Regions from separate parts of the Homo sapiens genome. Here all the other regions are linked to region 1. The links are chromatin contacts, found by Hi-C or POLR2A ChIA-PET in ENCODE. All regions are on one chromosome and are shown on one strand. The core of a region is the stretch at or near the end of the contact, and the rest is flanking DNA. Distances in the headings are between cores, read along the strand shown.

Region 1 (2,756 bases), core at 1-2,500:
ATGGAAGACAATTTTTCCACAGACTGGTGAGGGGTTTCAGGATGATTCAAGCATATTACATTTGTTGTGCACTTTATTTCTGTTATTTTCACGTTGTAATATAAGATGAAATAATTATACAACTCACCATAATGTAGAATCACTGGGAGCCCTGAGCTTGTTTTCCTACAACCAGGAGGTGCCATCTGGGGTTGATGGGAAACAGTGACAGATCATCGGGCATCAGATTCTCATAAGGAGCGCAACCTGGACCCCTCAAAGGCGCAGTTCACAATAGGGTTCGCGCTCCAGTGAGAATCTAAGGCGGCTGGTCTGACAGGAGGCGGAGCTCAGGCGGTAATGCCAGCGAAGGGAGCGGCTGTAAATACAGTCTGGCTGGCTCACTTGCCGCTCACCTCCTGCTGTGCAGCCTGGTTCCTAATAGGCAAGGGACGGTACCGGGGGTTGGGGAACCCCTGCTCTAAAACCTTCACATCGGTCCCAACCCCTTCTCCAGCGTCATCGATTGTCGCCCTGGGGCCACCCTGCCAAGCCCAAGCTCTGGCTGCTCTCCAGCCTCCCCTGTCCAGATGCTCCCTCCGCCAGGAACACCTGGCAGTCGCTGGGGTCAGCGGGCGCGGCCCGTGGAACTGGGCTCAAGCCTAAAGACCTCTATGCTGATTCCGCTTCCTCTTAATGAAAAGTACATGTTATCTTCCTTGTGAAGTTCAAACTCTTGTTCAACAGTCAACTCAGGCCGGGCGCGGTGGCTCACGCCTGTAATCCCAGCACTTTGGGAGTTCGAGGCGGGTGGATCACCTGAGGCCAGAAGTTACAGACCAGACTGGCCAACACGGTGAAACCCCGTCTCTACTAAAAATACAAAAATTAGCCAGGCATGGTGGCGGGCGCCTGTAATCCCAGCTACTTGGGAGGCTGAAGCAGTAGAATTGCTTGAACCCGGGAGGCGGAGGTTGCAGTGAGCCGAGATCGCGCCATTGCACTCCAGCCTGGAGACAGAGCGAGACTTTGTCTCAAAAAAAAAAAATGTCAACTCTATATCCCACAATAATTGAGCAGAGCCACGGGTCCAGGATGCCAAAACCAGGTCAGCGTGCACGGACCTCCGGGAGGGCTCCACGACCTGGCCGTGAAACACTCGGCGGCCGCGGTTCCTCTGCGTCGCTGCCCGCCCGCCTGCGACCCGGAGAAGCCCGCGCGCCCAGCTCGAGCTTACCTGACGGCCGAACGCAGCCATAGCGCGGAGAAGATGGCAGCAGTTACGGCGCCGGAAGCAGCGGTCCTCCCCCGTCCTTCACTTCCGGCCCCCGGTCCGTCACCGACGCCGTTCCCAGCGCCAGCGCGGTGTGGTGGATCGTGATTCCGGCCCGGAGCTGTGCTGAGCGTTCACGGCCCCGCGGGGCTCAGGTGTCCCGGGGCCGCCCCTTAGAAAGCCGGAAGGCCGGAGTCGCGCCCGTCACCGTGCCGCCGCCTCTGCCGCGGCCTCAGCCTTCGGGGGCCTCGGTGTCCGGTTGTTCCCGTTGCACTGCCGTGTCCCGTTTCGCAGAGCTCTGGGCCGCGTGAACGAATGGGTCGTCCTGGCCCATACTTGTGTTTCAGATGACCTGAGAATTCCTCTCAAGAGTACAGGTAGAGGGGAACTGGTTCCTTGCTTCGGGAACTTCACCCGAGAGCGCAGAAATCCTTCCCGAGGCAGGAAAAATGGATTCCGTTCCATGTAGAGATATTTAAGATTTTATTGTGTAAAAATCTGTATTCAGCGTGAACACCGGGGCCACCTACGCACAAAAAGAAGTCTTTACCGCTTTTCTTTCTTTTTACTCTCAGCCAGTGGAAGATGAGAATTTGCCGTTTTTAAAAGACCCAAGTAAAATGACAGGAATTACGGCACATTTCCCTTTATAAGCAAGAGCCTTCCCAACTTCGAGGTCTGGTTCCCTCTTAGGATGAAATATAGTAAAGTTTTAGCCCAATGTGTATTCATTCTTAAATTTCCTCTCTCGACCTAAGAGCGTAGGCATCTTTCACAAGGTGATGCTTGTGAAGAATAAAAAGGTGTGCTTTCTCAGCTGCCTAAATCCTGCCACCAAAGCCTTAATTTATAAGCATTTCTTGTTTTATCTACTTCATTCTGGACTGACATAAAGGATTTGATTCTTGCATGGGCACACATTTACATATCTGCTTTGCGCCAGGCATGGAGTGGGGTGCCAAACAATTTATGTAAAACTGTCTTTTGACAAAAGGATTATGTCAAAGAAAAGGAAGGTTCTAATCCGTGTAGAAACTAAAGAATTGGTTGCTTTGGCAGAGTGCAGTGGCCCACGCCTGTAATCCCAGCACTGTGAGAGGCTGAGGTGGGGGGGATTGCCTGGGCTCAGGAGTTCAAGACCAACCTGAGCAACATAGGAAAATCCTGTCTCTACAAAAAATAAAAAATTAGCCGGGAGTAGTGGCGTGCACCTGTAGTCCCAGCTACTCAGGAGCCTGAAGTGGGAGGATCACTTGAGTCCAGGAGGTTGAGGCTGCAGTGAGCCATGATTGCACCACTGCACTCCAGCCTGCGTAACAGAGCAAGACCTTGTCTCAAAAAACAAAAGGAAAAAAAAAATTGGTTGCCTTTGTTGTTTTTTATAATGTAATTTTCTTCTCAAAATACTCAACTGTCAACATCTCACAATAAATTGTGTTAATGCTACACCAAAAGCCTAAGAAAATCCCATGAGCCACCCCAACTCCCTGGAAAGAATCAAGGA
Region 2 (2,724 bases), core at 86-2,585, 760 kb after region 1:
CTTTTGGCCCTTTGCTCTTTGCCTTTTGCCCAGAATCTCCAGTTCTGAGTCCTGAGTGACCCACGGGCCAACCTTAAGAGGTGGCGCTGAGGCAGGAAGGCACGGCCCTGACAAGGATGCTGCCTCAGGTGCCGGGGAGCAGGCCCCGGGAGAGGGGCCGAGGTGGGGAACCCCCAGTCGCCTGCCACAGTGAAGGGGCACCAGGACCCCCGGGGCAGGAGCCTCGAGGGGGTGTCAGGGCGGCCCCAGGGGTGCCCCTCATCTTGTCCTCCCAGTGGTGTCACACCCCGGTACCCAGCAGGGCCCAGAGGGACTGTCTTAGGCTTGGCCTGGGTGAAACCACCCTCCCCAGGCCTTGGCATCCCCAGGTGCAGGCTGGCTGGGCACAGAGGGCCAGCCGGGCACAGAGGGTCCAGGAGCGGGCTGTGGTCACAGTGTACACAGAGGGCCCAGGGTCACGGGCAGCCCAGGAAGAGGCTCCCTCTCTCCTCGATCCGGGAGAGTGAGGCCAAGGCCTCCCCCACGGATGGTCTGAACAGGGCTCGGGGAGAGCCCTGGAATCTGGGCAGAGACCCAGGCGGGCACAATCCCCACCCAGGAGGGATCCTGGAGACAGAAGAACTGTCCTCACTCGAACAGGTACACTTTGGATATAATGAGAAAAATATCACCAGCTCATCTAAACTTTGACGTCGTAAAGCCAAGGTTAGTCCCACATGGGGCTCATCCCATCCTTAGGAAAACTCGAGTGAGGACCAAGGATGCCTGGGCAAGGCAGAGCCGCCACGCAGACTCCCCACGGCCAAGGTTTGGGGTTCTGGCCAGCCTGACCCGTCATTCTACAGAAACACGCAGCCCCAAGGACCGGCTGAGAGGGGACAGAGGTCCTGCCTGCCCAGGAGCAAAGAGGGGACTTGGGCCAGGGGAGGAGTTGGGGCCCAGAGAGGAACCCAGGAGTTCGAGCTGCCCAAAGCCACACAGCTCAGGGTAAGGGGCAGAGCTGGGGGCCAAGGCTGGGCCTGCCACAGCACCCCCCGACCTGCCAGGGACTGAGAGTGAAAGGTCCCTCCAGACCCCTCGCTCCGGGACCCCTGGGCTGCCAGGGCCAGGCCCGCCTCAGCACCCCCCGACCTGCCAGGGACTGAGGGTGGAAGGTCCCTCCAGACCCCTGGCTCTGGGACACCTGACCGCCGACCCCACCTACCTAAGAACCATCCTGGCCGCCAGCCCAGTTGTAGCACCGCCCAGACGACTGGCCAGGGCGCCTGTGGGATCTGCATGCCTGGAGCAGCCCCACCAGAGTGCCGCCTTCTCCACTGCTCAGGCGGAGGTGAGCGGAAGGGAAACTGTCCCAGGTCAGGTTGAAGGGAGGGTGCCCGCCCCTTGCTCCCGCCCCCTCTTCCTCCACATCCACGTGGGCGAGAGTGACAGAGGCAGTGCTGGGGGAGGAGGGGTGAGGAGGGGGTAGGACTGGGGAGAGGGTGGGGGAGGGAGAGAGAGACAGAGACAGGGAGACAGAGGAGATGGGGAGGAGGTGGGCCCGTGGCCCCCACGCCCTACCCCGTGGGGGTCTCCCCAGCTCAGGGCCCCTTCCTCCTCTGTGTCTCTGCTCACTGCTGTGGCCTCTTTCCATATCCCGCCCGAGCTGCCCCTCCTGAGGCTGCCGGGTGGGGGCAGGCCCTTCTCCTCCCCCATCCCCCCCATCTCCCTGGGGGCCGGGCCTCCCTGCCTGGGGAAGGTGGGTGGCCCCCTCTGGGCTCAGGTTCCTGGGCTGCAGTGAGGGGTGGGCTCAACCCCACTCCCATTCTGTCGGAGCCTCTGGGAGCCTCCCGGCTGCCCACAGCCTCTGCCCCTGCTGGGGGCAGGTGCCTGGCCTCTGCCTTCCCGGCCCATCCCCCTTCGCTGGGGCACAGGTGACCCTACTGAATGACAACTGTCCATGGCTAATCGGCTCCCCCTCAAAGCTTCCACCTTGTGGATGGCCTCACACCATGGCCACAGTTCCAGATCTTTCCACCGTGTGATGCCTGCAACAGCCTGACGGGGGGGCTGGGGCGGTGGCAGGGGCTGGCTGTGAGGCTGACCTCCCCTTCCAGCCTTGACCTTCTTCCCCGGGGCCCTGCCCTCCAGCCCACTCGTGCCAGGGTGGGGTGGTTCAGGGGGTCCAGTGCCTGGGCCTGGCTGGCGGCCCGGCGTTTGTGAAATGGCTTGCTTATCTCCTTGTATTCTGTGCTGAGCATTTTATTACAGCGAATGGAAAACAGGAGAAATGAAACTGCTGATATTAGTGATGAGATGCGTCAGGCTCATCAGCTTAAAATAACCGAAGCGAGGCTAGAAACCGCCTGACAGCTGGCGCGGCTGCCTGGCTCCGAGAGACACTCGGCCCGGCTCTGAAGGGAAAACATTAAAGCACCGAAACAGTGGAAAAAGAGCATCAAAGATGATGTCTGCGAGGCGCGGCCACGGCGAGGAAGCTCTCGTTTATGAACAAAGGGCCACTCCCGGGTCTCAGAGATGTGAGGCTGTGTGGGTGGCTTGGTGGGGAGGTGGGGGGGGCCCAGCTGGCCAGGTGGGCTTGGCGGGGGGCCCCCAGGGAGCCTGGCAGCACCCACTGTGCTGCCAGACAGCTAAGGTGGCCCGCAGCAACTGTCTCCTGGCACACCCACCCTTGTGCCTCAGGGGCTGGGGCTCTGGGGCTGGAGAACTGTTGGTTGGTAGGTG
Region 3 (2,780 bases), core at 139-2,638, 630 kb after region 1:
TGCTAGTCAAAGGGAGGGCGTGTGGAGGTCAGGTGGTAAGGGGGTCCACAGACCTCATCTGTGGTCGTCTTTCCAGTTCCTGAATGTGTAATTGCAACAGTTACCCTTGACAATGGGCAAACTCCCACACTCATCTGCAGAGCAAGGGCCAGCCAGGTAGGAAGGGCCAGGTGGATGTCTCCTTTCCAGGGTTGTATGAATGATTCACCTGGGAAGAAGGTGAGTGGCCTCTGGGGATGTGGTTAAGGAGGACAGGAATGACTCCTTGCAACTGCTGCTCCAGAGCCTCATCACCAGGACAAATCCAGCTCGCCGGTTTTCTGTGTGACTACCAGGACCCATCTGCTGTCACGGGCGTAGCCTCCACCTCTTGCACAGCTCCGCAGTCCTGCCTCGGGCCAAGTGTGGTCTCCTGCTCTCTGCCCTCATCTGCTCAGAGATTGGCATCCTCTGCACCCGCTAGGGTTCTATGGAATTGGGTGAGCTGAAGTAACAAGTGCTTTGGGAGGCCGACGCGGGCGGATCGCTTGAGTCCAGGAGTTCGAGACCAGCCTGGGCAGCACATGAGACCTCATCTCTACAAAAATACAACAACAACAAAAAATTAGCCGGGTGTGGTGGTGCACGCCCGTAGTCCCAGCTACTTGGGTGGCCGAGGTGGGAGGATGGTTTGAGCTCGGGAGGCAGAGGTTGCAGTGAGCTGAGATCAACCCCAGAACTCCAGCCTGGGCAACAGAGCTAGACCCTGTCTCAAAAAAACACAAAACAAGTGCTGGCGATGCCTCAGGCAGGGGATCCCAGGCCGGGAGGCTCCTCGGGACAGCAGTTACTGCGTCAGGAGGGCAGGAGCTCCCCAGGTGTGCAAAGGGTTTGAGGGCACGGAGGGCTGAACAGGCAGAAGGGACAGGGAGGCAAGAAAACACCTGCAGGAGGCAGCTGCCCCCTAAGCTAAGGCTGGGGACCCAGGAGGGGTGGTCCGTGCAGGAGCTGGGGAGGCCGCTGGGGAAAGGGGCGCCCCCTGGGCTCGGCCTCGGAGGAGCGGGCCGGCCCCCAGGTCCCTCGGCCGAGCCCACGTCCCGGGCCTCGTTCTGGAGAACCCTCCAGCTGCTGCTTGGGCGTCTTGGGCTGCGCTCAGCCTAGTCCCTTCTCTACCTGGAGGGATGCGCCCGACAGCCGGCGCGCCGGAGGCCCTCAGGAAACGCAGGACGAGGCGGTGGCCGTCGAGCCTCCGGTGCCAGTCGGGGCGGGGCTTGGACGGCGGGGCGGGGACTGTAGGCGCGCAGGGCTGGGCCTGGAGGGCAGGCGGGGCGGGGCCCGTTAGGCGCGCGGGGCGGGGCTTCGGCCGCTGGGCGGAGCCGTCAATGCGCAGGCGCGGCGTCGCCCCGCCCACTCCGGCTCGGCGGCTCTGGGCCTGCGGCGGGCGCTGCGGGTTGGAGCTCGGGACGTGATCGTGGGTGCGTGCGCGCGGCCGCGCGGAGCGCTGGGCTGAGGGTCCCGGTCTGCGGTTCAGCCGCGGGTCGGGGTGGCGGGGCGCGATCTCGGGCGCCGTCAGCCAGTCGGTGCCTGTGGGGGGAGGGGGACGGCGCTGCAGCTCGTCACGTGACCGCGTGGAACACGCGCGCGCGTCCGCGGGATCCCCTCGGGGGGCGAGCTCGGAGGAACGGGGTCCTGGGCAAGGTCCCGGCGAGGCCGCCCCGAGCCTGCGCGTCGCTAAGTCCAGGCCTGCTGCGTGGGGCTTCGCGCGCTCGCGGGGTTGCGGCCCGGGCAGGGGGAGGGCCCGGGTGCTCGGAGCCTTCCCTTCGCTGCCCTCCTGCCCCCTCCCTGCTTCTGCAAGCGTGTTTCAATTTGTACAACGTGCATAAAACATGAAATTACCCTTGGCCACTTCCAGGCGCGCAGCCAGCGGCTCCCTGCCCTTCCCCTCCGGGCCCTGAGTACCGGCCCCCCACCAAGGAGGAGCCCGAGGTCTCCGTCCCGGCGGCGATGCTGCCCCGTCGGCCTCTGGCGTGGCCCGCGTGGCTGTTGCGGGGTGCTCCGGGAGCCGCGGGTTCTTGGGGTCGGCCGGTTGGCCCCCTGGCCCGCAGAGGCTGCTGCTCCGCCCCGGGGACCCCCGAGGTGCCGCTGACCCGGGAGCGCTACCCCGTGCGGCGCTTGCCGTTCTCCACGGTGTCTAAGCAGGACCTGGCCGCCTTTGAGCGCATCGTGCCCGGCGGGGTCGTCACGGACCCGGAAGCGCTGCAGGCTCCCAACGTGGACTGGTTGCGGACGCTGCGAGGTGGGTGAGGCTTGGGAAGCTGCGGCGTTTCCGCGTCCCTGCTCCGCTGCGCCTTCCCGTGGAGGCTTCAAAGCGGGCTGAGAACAACCTGGATGGGGGTGCCAGCCCCTGGCTGCGCTGAGAGGGGCGTGTGCACCGCCACAGGCTGCTGGAATGAATGACCACGAACGAGTCGCTTAGAACAACCCAAGTTTTGTTGTTGTTGTTGTTTTGTTTTTTCTTTTTTTTAAGACGGAGTCTCACTCTGTCGCCAGGCTGGAGTGCAGTCACGGAGTTTCACTCTGTCGCCAGGCCGGAGTGCAGTGGCGCGACGTCGGCTCACTGCCACCTCTGCCTCCCGGGTTCAAGCGATTTGCCTGCCTCAGCCTCCCTAGTAGCTGCGACTACAGGCGCCCGCCACCACGTTCCGCTAATTTTTGTATTTTTAGTAGAGACAGGGTTTCACCATGTTGGCCAGGATGGTCTCGATCTCTTGACCTCGTGATCCGTCCGCCTCGGCTTCCCA
Region 4 (2,726 bases), core at 15-2,514, 780 kb after region 1:
TCTGTCCAGGTGTGATCCAGGAGTGCAGTGACGGATGTGGATGTGGGATTGGCACAGGACTTCCGCCAGCAGAAGAAAGGAAGGGAGGGGAGGGGAAGAGAGGGCAGGGGAGCAGAGCGGAGGAGAGAGGGGAGCAGTCTTTCCAGCTGGGGCTGGCCTAGGCTGCTGGGTCATTTGGGAAGAAAAGGTGATTTGGACTCAGGGAGACTGAGGGTGCCCTCGGGCCAGCATCTGAGGAGAGTGACAGGGGTTTCCTGGCTCCACAGCCCCAGGTGGCCTTGGTGGGTGCAGGCAGAAAATGACCTTTTCAAGTCCAGTTCCAACCCAGAGGGGGTTCCTAGACCCAGCGCCAATCAAGGGGCACCAGGGAGGCAGCAGAGGTTCCCGCAAATCCAGAGCAGAGTGGCTGCCAGACACCCCACATCCTCTTCGCAGCAGACTGAAGGCCACCCCACACTTGGAGGAGCCCGGGTGAAGCATCTGGGGAAGACCCTCAGCCCTGGGAGAGTCCCTCCAGGGGTGAGCAGGTGGGCTGCCCCTCAGGGTGCGGCTCATTTCGATGTAAGTTTTATAAAATAAGAAAAGGCGCCCTATAGCACCCCTTTGGGAGCCTCGTGTCACCTCCAAACATATACCTCGCTTCCAGGTCAGAAGTAGTGAAATGACCATTGCCAATGCAAATGGAACTGCCTTAGGACACATGGGGGAGGTTAGGGCCTGCTGTGGGGCCTTATGGTGGGCCCCGAGGGGCCCCGCACACCTGTGCTCACCTCCCAGGTCATCGCTGGGCCGCCTCTGTCCCCTGGGAGGCTCTGCCTCGGGGAGCCCTCTTCCCAAGCTCCCAGCAATGACTTCCAGGCCTCCCTCAGCATCAAGAGGAGCCACGTCTTCTTCTTGTGACCCAGCAGTATAATTCACCCTAAATAATGGCAGAATGGGTTGTGTGTAGTCTTTAAAAGTCAAAACAATTTTGCACACAACAGGAGTCATTCAGCAGTGGCTAACACTCTCCTGACCTGTGTCGGCGCTGGGCTCCAAGGTGTACCTCCGCACGCATGGGGTTAACTACGCCCCCATGACCATTCCCTGCAGGAGGGGCGGGACAGAGGACTGCGTTATGTTTCTCCTAAAAGAAAATCATGAAAGTCACACACTCCAGGTGCCACACTTATTATGGAGGGAGGGAAAGCAGATGAGCGGGCGGGAAAACTAGCGGGCTTGCCACGCCCAGGCAGCGCTGCTCGGGTTTCCGCTTCCTCCGCCCCTTCCTTTTTCTCTGTGCATCCTCAGTGACGCGGGGCACAGCTCTGCCCGGGGGCCTACCAGAGCCCACCTGGACCCCACACTGGGTCAGCCCTGGTGCGGAGGAGGCCGCTGTAGGTGGGCACGGGGCAGCACGCGTTAAGGGGCTGGACGGGGGGTGGCCATGCGTGTGAGGGCGCTGAGCAGGGGCGTGCCCATACGTGTGAGGGGGCTGGGTAGGGGCGTGGCCCAGCGTGTGTGTGTGTGTGTGTGTGTGTGTGTGTGTGTGTGTGTGTGTGTGGCTGGACAGGGGTGTGGCCACGCGCGAGGGGGCCGTGCAGGGGGCGTGGCCACGAGCGAGGAGACTAAGGGGCGTGGTCACGCGTGTGAGGGGCTGGGCTAGAGGAGTGGCCCTGTGTGCGGGGGCTGGACGGGGGCGTGGTCATGTGCGAGGAGGCTGAACAGGGGGCGTGACCACGTGTGGAAGGGGGCTGATCGGAGGTGTGGCCACATGTAAGGGGGCTGGGCAGGGGGTGTGGCCACGTGTGAGGGGGGGCTGGGCCGGGGCGTGGCCACACGTGTGCTGGCTCTGCTGTGGGCTTCCTTCCCTTCCTGTGCAGGTGGTGGTGCCCTCTGCGCCTTCACTGGGGCCCAGCCAAGTAACTGAATCCAGCCAGGAGCAAGGGCAGACGCTGGCACAGGTCCTGCCACTGTCCCCAACCTGGGTTTCAACACAGCTGAGGCCTGGCATAGTCTTTCTGGGCGCCTCTGGCTGGCTCGGTCTGAAAGGTGGGACAGATGCAACTGGGGCCTCCCCGGGTGCAGCGTGGGTGGCTCCTGGCTGGGGAAGTGAGAAGCCCTCCGTGCGGTGTCTCTGAAGCAGCCCCAGGCCAAGGCTGTGGCGTGCTTGGTGGTGCTGTAGGCCCAAGATGTTTATGGGTCGAGGGTCCCCGGGGCCGGGATTCTGATCCCTGGTGAGAGGTGGCTGGGAGGAAGTCCAGACGTGTCCTGAGTGGCCATTCCTCACACTGAGGTGACACCGCCTCTCCAAACACGTGACGTGGCTGGAAGCAGATGCTGCTGTCCGGTTCTCCCTCCTCTCCGTCCCTGGCTGGGACATGTGGATCTCACCCGCAGCCACTTTCTTCTGGCCTCTGTCCCCCTGCCTGGGACACGTGGACCTCACCCCCAGTCTCCTTCTCTCCTCTGCCCCCCGCAGGCGCGGCCAGGTCACAGTCGGCACCAGAAGTTTGGCAGATCTCAGTGAGGCGTTAGTTTGCATTTCCTTGTGACGGGTGAGTTGAACACCCTTTCATGAGTGTATTGATCACTGTGTACCTTCTTTGTTGAAATGTCGTCAGTATTTAAAGTCACAAATCTTCCTCTAAGACTATGCTACAATTTTTGTGTAATATTTTGATGGATATTTGAAATAAGTGCTAATTTTCTTTGGATTTCTTCTTTGACCCATGCTTTATTTAGAA
Region 5 (2,803 bases), core at 206-2,705, 520 kb before region 1:
GTAATAGTGGGGGCAGGTTGACACAGGGCTGCTGCCTACCCAGCACCAGCTGTCTCTTGGCCCCTTCCAGATCCTGGCAATCTGGCTACAGGCATGGGCCCAGCCTTGGACACAGATGTGGCCACAGGAAGCTGTTAGCTCTCCAGATCTGATCAGCCTGGGAGAGCGGCACAACAAAGGCTCCCAAAGGAGAGTCGGGATCCTCAGCTAGCCTCAGCTCTGCTACCCACCCATATGTGCCCAGAACAGGAAAGATACGTGTTTCTTACTCCTCCGGGACTCCTAGGTGAAGCTGAGACCAGGCTCTTCTTGAGTCCTCTCAGCTATGGTGCAACCACCAGCCTAGCAAGGAATCAGAAACATCTTCCGGAAGAGTCAGCACCATAGAGGGTGCTGAATGGGCAATGAAGCATCCCGGAGATGAAACATCTGGGCAGTGAGGCATCCCACAGGTGTTGGGCTATGCAGTCACTCCCTTTCTCAGACCGAGGCAAGTACATAAGCACTCTGGGCCCCTAATCAGGGGCCTGGGGCCAGGTGGGATGAAAACAGCAGTGTCCTGCCACCTGAACAACTGCTACTCACGCAGGCCCCACCTGGCCTCTCAGAGGGAGGAACCTGGGACTCCTGAACCAGATTCAGTTTCTCCTTCAACAGCCGGGACTTTTCGCTCCTGACTGCAGAAAAACAGCTTCAATGTGACCATCCTTGATAGTCCGAGGCTGAGTAAAATGGCCTGAGGAGGCAAAATCTGAAAAGCTCTATTAGGTGGCAAACTGCTGTCACTAGAAGAGTTGAGGCCCCCTTCTCCTCCCCTGCCTGACCGCCTTCATTCCTGGGAATGGAACAGGTTCTTGGGGCAAGGGTGAATCCTCGAGCAGGTCCCAGGATCACTATCCTCACCTCCCCGCGGCACTGAATGGCTATAGCTGTAAATGTGCGTCCACGGGGTCACTGTCCAGCCACCAGGACCAGGTGCCTGGCCATCTGGGGAATCGGAAAACGCTCAGCGGGATGCTCTGGCCACCTCCCCTGCCCCCAGTTAAGATGTAGAGCGTTCAACCTAAAATGCCTAGAAACAAAGCCCAGGCCCGGGAAGGTCGAACGAGTGCGACGCCGCTCCCTCAAGCTCTTCCCTCGGAGCCGTCTCATTTCCCAAAACTCCCAAACACATCACAGAGAGAGGTGTTGAGCCAGGTGGTCACTCCCTTTTCCAGAACCACAGCAAGAAGTTGAGCCTGCTGGGCTCCTAACGAAGGCCCTGGGGCCCGGTGGGATGAAAAGCCCTATTAGGTAGCAAACAGCTGTCACTAGAGGGGTTGAGGCCCCCTTCTCCCCTGCCTGACGACGACGGCGGCAGGAACTCGACCGGCGCCGGACAGCTCGCAACTTGCCTTACCAAGCGTAAATCTCGGTTCCTCCCAACTACCCGCGGCCACGGCCTCCGCAGCAGAGCGCCGGAAGCAGAGACGCGTTTCGGGAGGAAGGTGCATGCTGGGAGCGGCGGCGCATGCTGGGAGCTGTAGTCTGCGACGCAACTCGGCCGAGGTGGCTCCCTGGTCCCTGAAGCTCCCAGAGCCCGCGTGTTCAGGCGGTCCCGACACCCCGGCCCGAGCCTCACCGGCTGGAGGACTGAACGCCTGCCGGCCCTCCGGGTATGAGCGGAGGCCGGGATAGCCCTGGGCTCCGCCGCCCCCGGAAGGAAAAAATACAGTGCGGTCCGCCGCCCGACCACGAAAGAGCGGAGCTCGGGAGCCCCGCCCCCTGGGCCTCCGACGTCCGTGGCGCTTTCCGTCGCGCGAGTGCGATTGGGCCGCCTGTCACGTGACCCGAGACCCCACGCCCGGTTGGCTGCCGCCTGGTTACCAATGGGAGACTAGCGGGCCGGCGTACTGGCCTGGTCCAGCACCTGCGGGGCCCTCGGGCTTGGAGGGCTGGGCCGGGCGGGGAACGGGCGGGGCGGGCCGGAGGCGGCGGCGGCTGACTCGCCTTCTCTCCGGGGCTGCGACCCCGAGGCAACCGGCTGCAGATGGGAGCCCGCGGAGCCGAGGATGCGGGCGGGCCGGGGCGCGACGCCGGCGAGGGAGCTGTTCCGGGACGCCGCCTTCCCCGCCGCGGACTCCTCGCTCTTCTGCGACTTGTCTACGCCGCTGGCCCAGTTCCGCGAGGACATCACGTGGAGGCGGCCCCAGGTGGGGCCGTGTGGGGTGCGGTGGGCGCCGTTTCTGGTTTCTGAGATCTCCGCTCCTCGCAGGGAGCGGGGCGGGGTGGGCGGCCAGGGTAGCTCCGAACGCAGGGTCCGCCGTTGTTCTCCTCAGAAGTGGGCGCCCGGCCCCCTCTTTTCGTACCTCCTTCATACCCCCGCCCAGAACGAGCAGGACTCGGCGCTACCCTAAGGACGCTAAACTAGGTCGTGGCCTCCGCCTGCGAGAGCTCCAATCCAGGAGGCTCAGAGCGCTGCGAGAGGCGTTTTAACAGAGCCCCAAACCCCGCCCCACCTGTTTGCTTTCGCCCTGAAGAGCGTTTGTGTCTGCTCCTCCCGCAGAGAGGGCCGCTCGTGCCCCTCTGAAGTGGCTAGGCCGAGCCCACAAAGCAAAGCGTGATAGAATTTCAGTTTTGGATTTTGTGCACCTGCCTTTCCAGTTGTAACACCTAGAAATGGCACCTCCAAGGGATGCCCTGGCCGAGTGCTGTGTTCATATTTTTAGAAATGGTTTATCTGCTGAATAAGACTGCCCAGGGAGCAACCTTGCCCTAAGTGGATGCGGTCTTAGCGGAGACAACTGATGGCCGCCAGTCTTCG

Evidence for each region. Hi-C counts contacts between places; a loop is a spot of excess contacts on that map. ChIA-PET counts read pairs that join two places held with the same protein, here RNA polymerase II (POLR2A). Pooled maps may share reads with other maps.
Region 2: a loop to region 1 is called in a pooled map, with 4 times the contacts of the local background. The contact joins the promoter of PDCD1 here to the promoter of MTERF4 in region 1. A Hi-C loop is called at or near these places in 5 of 50 pooled maps.
Region 3: a loop to region 1 is called in a pooled map, with 5 times the contacts of the local background. The contact joins the promoter of D2HGDH here to the promoter of MTERF4 in region 1. A Hi-C loop is called at or near these places in 1 of 37 single-sample maps with no recorded cell type and 6 of 50 pooled maps. POLR2A ChIA-PET finds 5 or more read pairs at or near these places in 2 of 52 experiments (AG04449 and MCF 10A).
Region 4: a loop to region 1 is called in a map of naive thymus-derived CD4-positive, alpha-beta T cell, with 4 times the contacts of the local background. The contact joins the promoter of LINC01237 here to the promoter of MTERF4 in region 1. A Hi-C loop is called at or near these places in 1 of 168 maps with a recorded cell type or tissue (naive thymus-derived CD4-positive, alpha-beta T cell), 5 of 37 single-sample maps with no recorded cell type and 8 of 50 pooled maps.
Region 5: a map of CD4-positive, alpha-beta T cell shows a loop between it and region 1 (2.6-fold over the local background). The contact joins the promoter of CAPN10-DT here to the promoter of MTERF4 in region 1. A Hi-C loop is called at or near these places in 1 of 168 maps with a recorded cell type or tissue (CD4-positive, alpha-beta T cell), 6 of 37 single-sample maps with no recorded cell type and 10 of 50 pooled maps. POLR2A ChIA-PET finds 5 or more read pairs at or near these places in 2 of 52 experiments (MCF 10A and Panc1).

Annotation. Positions count from the first base shown.
Region 1 is chr2:241,101,037-241,103,792 of GRCh38, forward strand. It overlaps MTERF4 (mitochondrial transcription termination factor 4), which reads right to left and starts at 1,251. Exons shown (of 4, transcript NM_182501.4): 1 at 1,217-1,251. The coding sequence starts at 1,237. RefSeq lists enhancers at 498-1,037, 1,038-1,577.
Region 2 is chr2:241,857,559-241,860,282 of GRCh38, forward strand. It overlaps PDCD1 (programmed cell death 1), which reads right to left and starts at 1,336. Exons shown (of 5, transcript NM_005018.3): 1 at 1,205-1,336. The coding sequence starts at 1,280. It overlaps LOC124908032 (a long non-coding RNA gene), which reads left to right and starts at 1,514. Exons shown (of 2, transcript XR_007088436.1): 1 at 1,514-2,519. RefSeq lists an enhancer at 542-1,504.
Region 3 is chr2:241,733,242-241,736,021 of GRCh38, forward strand. D2HGDH (D-2-hydroxyglutarate dehydrogenase) reads left to right here and starts at 1,389. Exons shown (of 10, transcript NM_152783.5): 1 at 1,389-1,454; 2 at 1,892-2,275. The coding sequence starts at 1,984. RefSeq lists silencers at 916-965, 1,006-2,055, 2,066-2,175 and an enhancer at 2,216-2,455.
Region 4 is chr2:241,880,099-241,882,824 of GRCh38, forward strand. LINC01237 (long intergenic non-protein coding RNA 1237) reads left to right here and starts at 1,265. Exons shown (of 4, transcript NR_110220.1): 1 at 1,265-1,380; 2 at 2,462-2,537. It overlaps LOC105373978 (a long non-coding RNA gene), which reads right to left and starts at 1,229. Exons shown (of 3, transcript XR_924077.3): 1 at 1,017-1,229; 2 at 771-919. RefSeq lists an enhancer at 695-1,285.
Region 5 is chr2:240,584,861-240,587,663 of GRCh38, forward strand. CAPN10-DT (CAPN10 divergent transcript) reads right to left here and starts at 1,456. Exons shown (of 1, transcript NR_103792.1): 1 at 1-1,456. CAPN10 (calpain 10) reads left to right here and starts at 1,874. Exons shown (of 12, transcript NM_023083.4): 1 at 1,874-2,192. The coding sequence starts at 2,052. RefSeq lists enhancers at 61-430, 1,421-1,600, 1,652-1,946, 1,885-2,711 and a silencer at 1,911-2,140.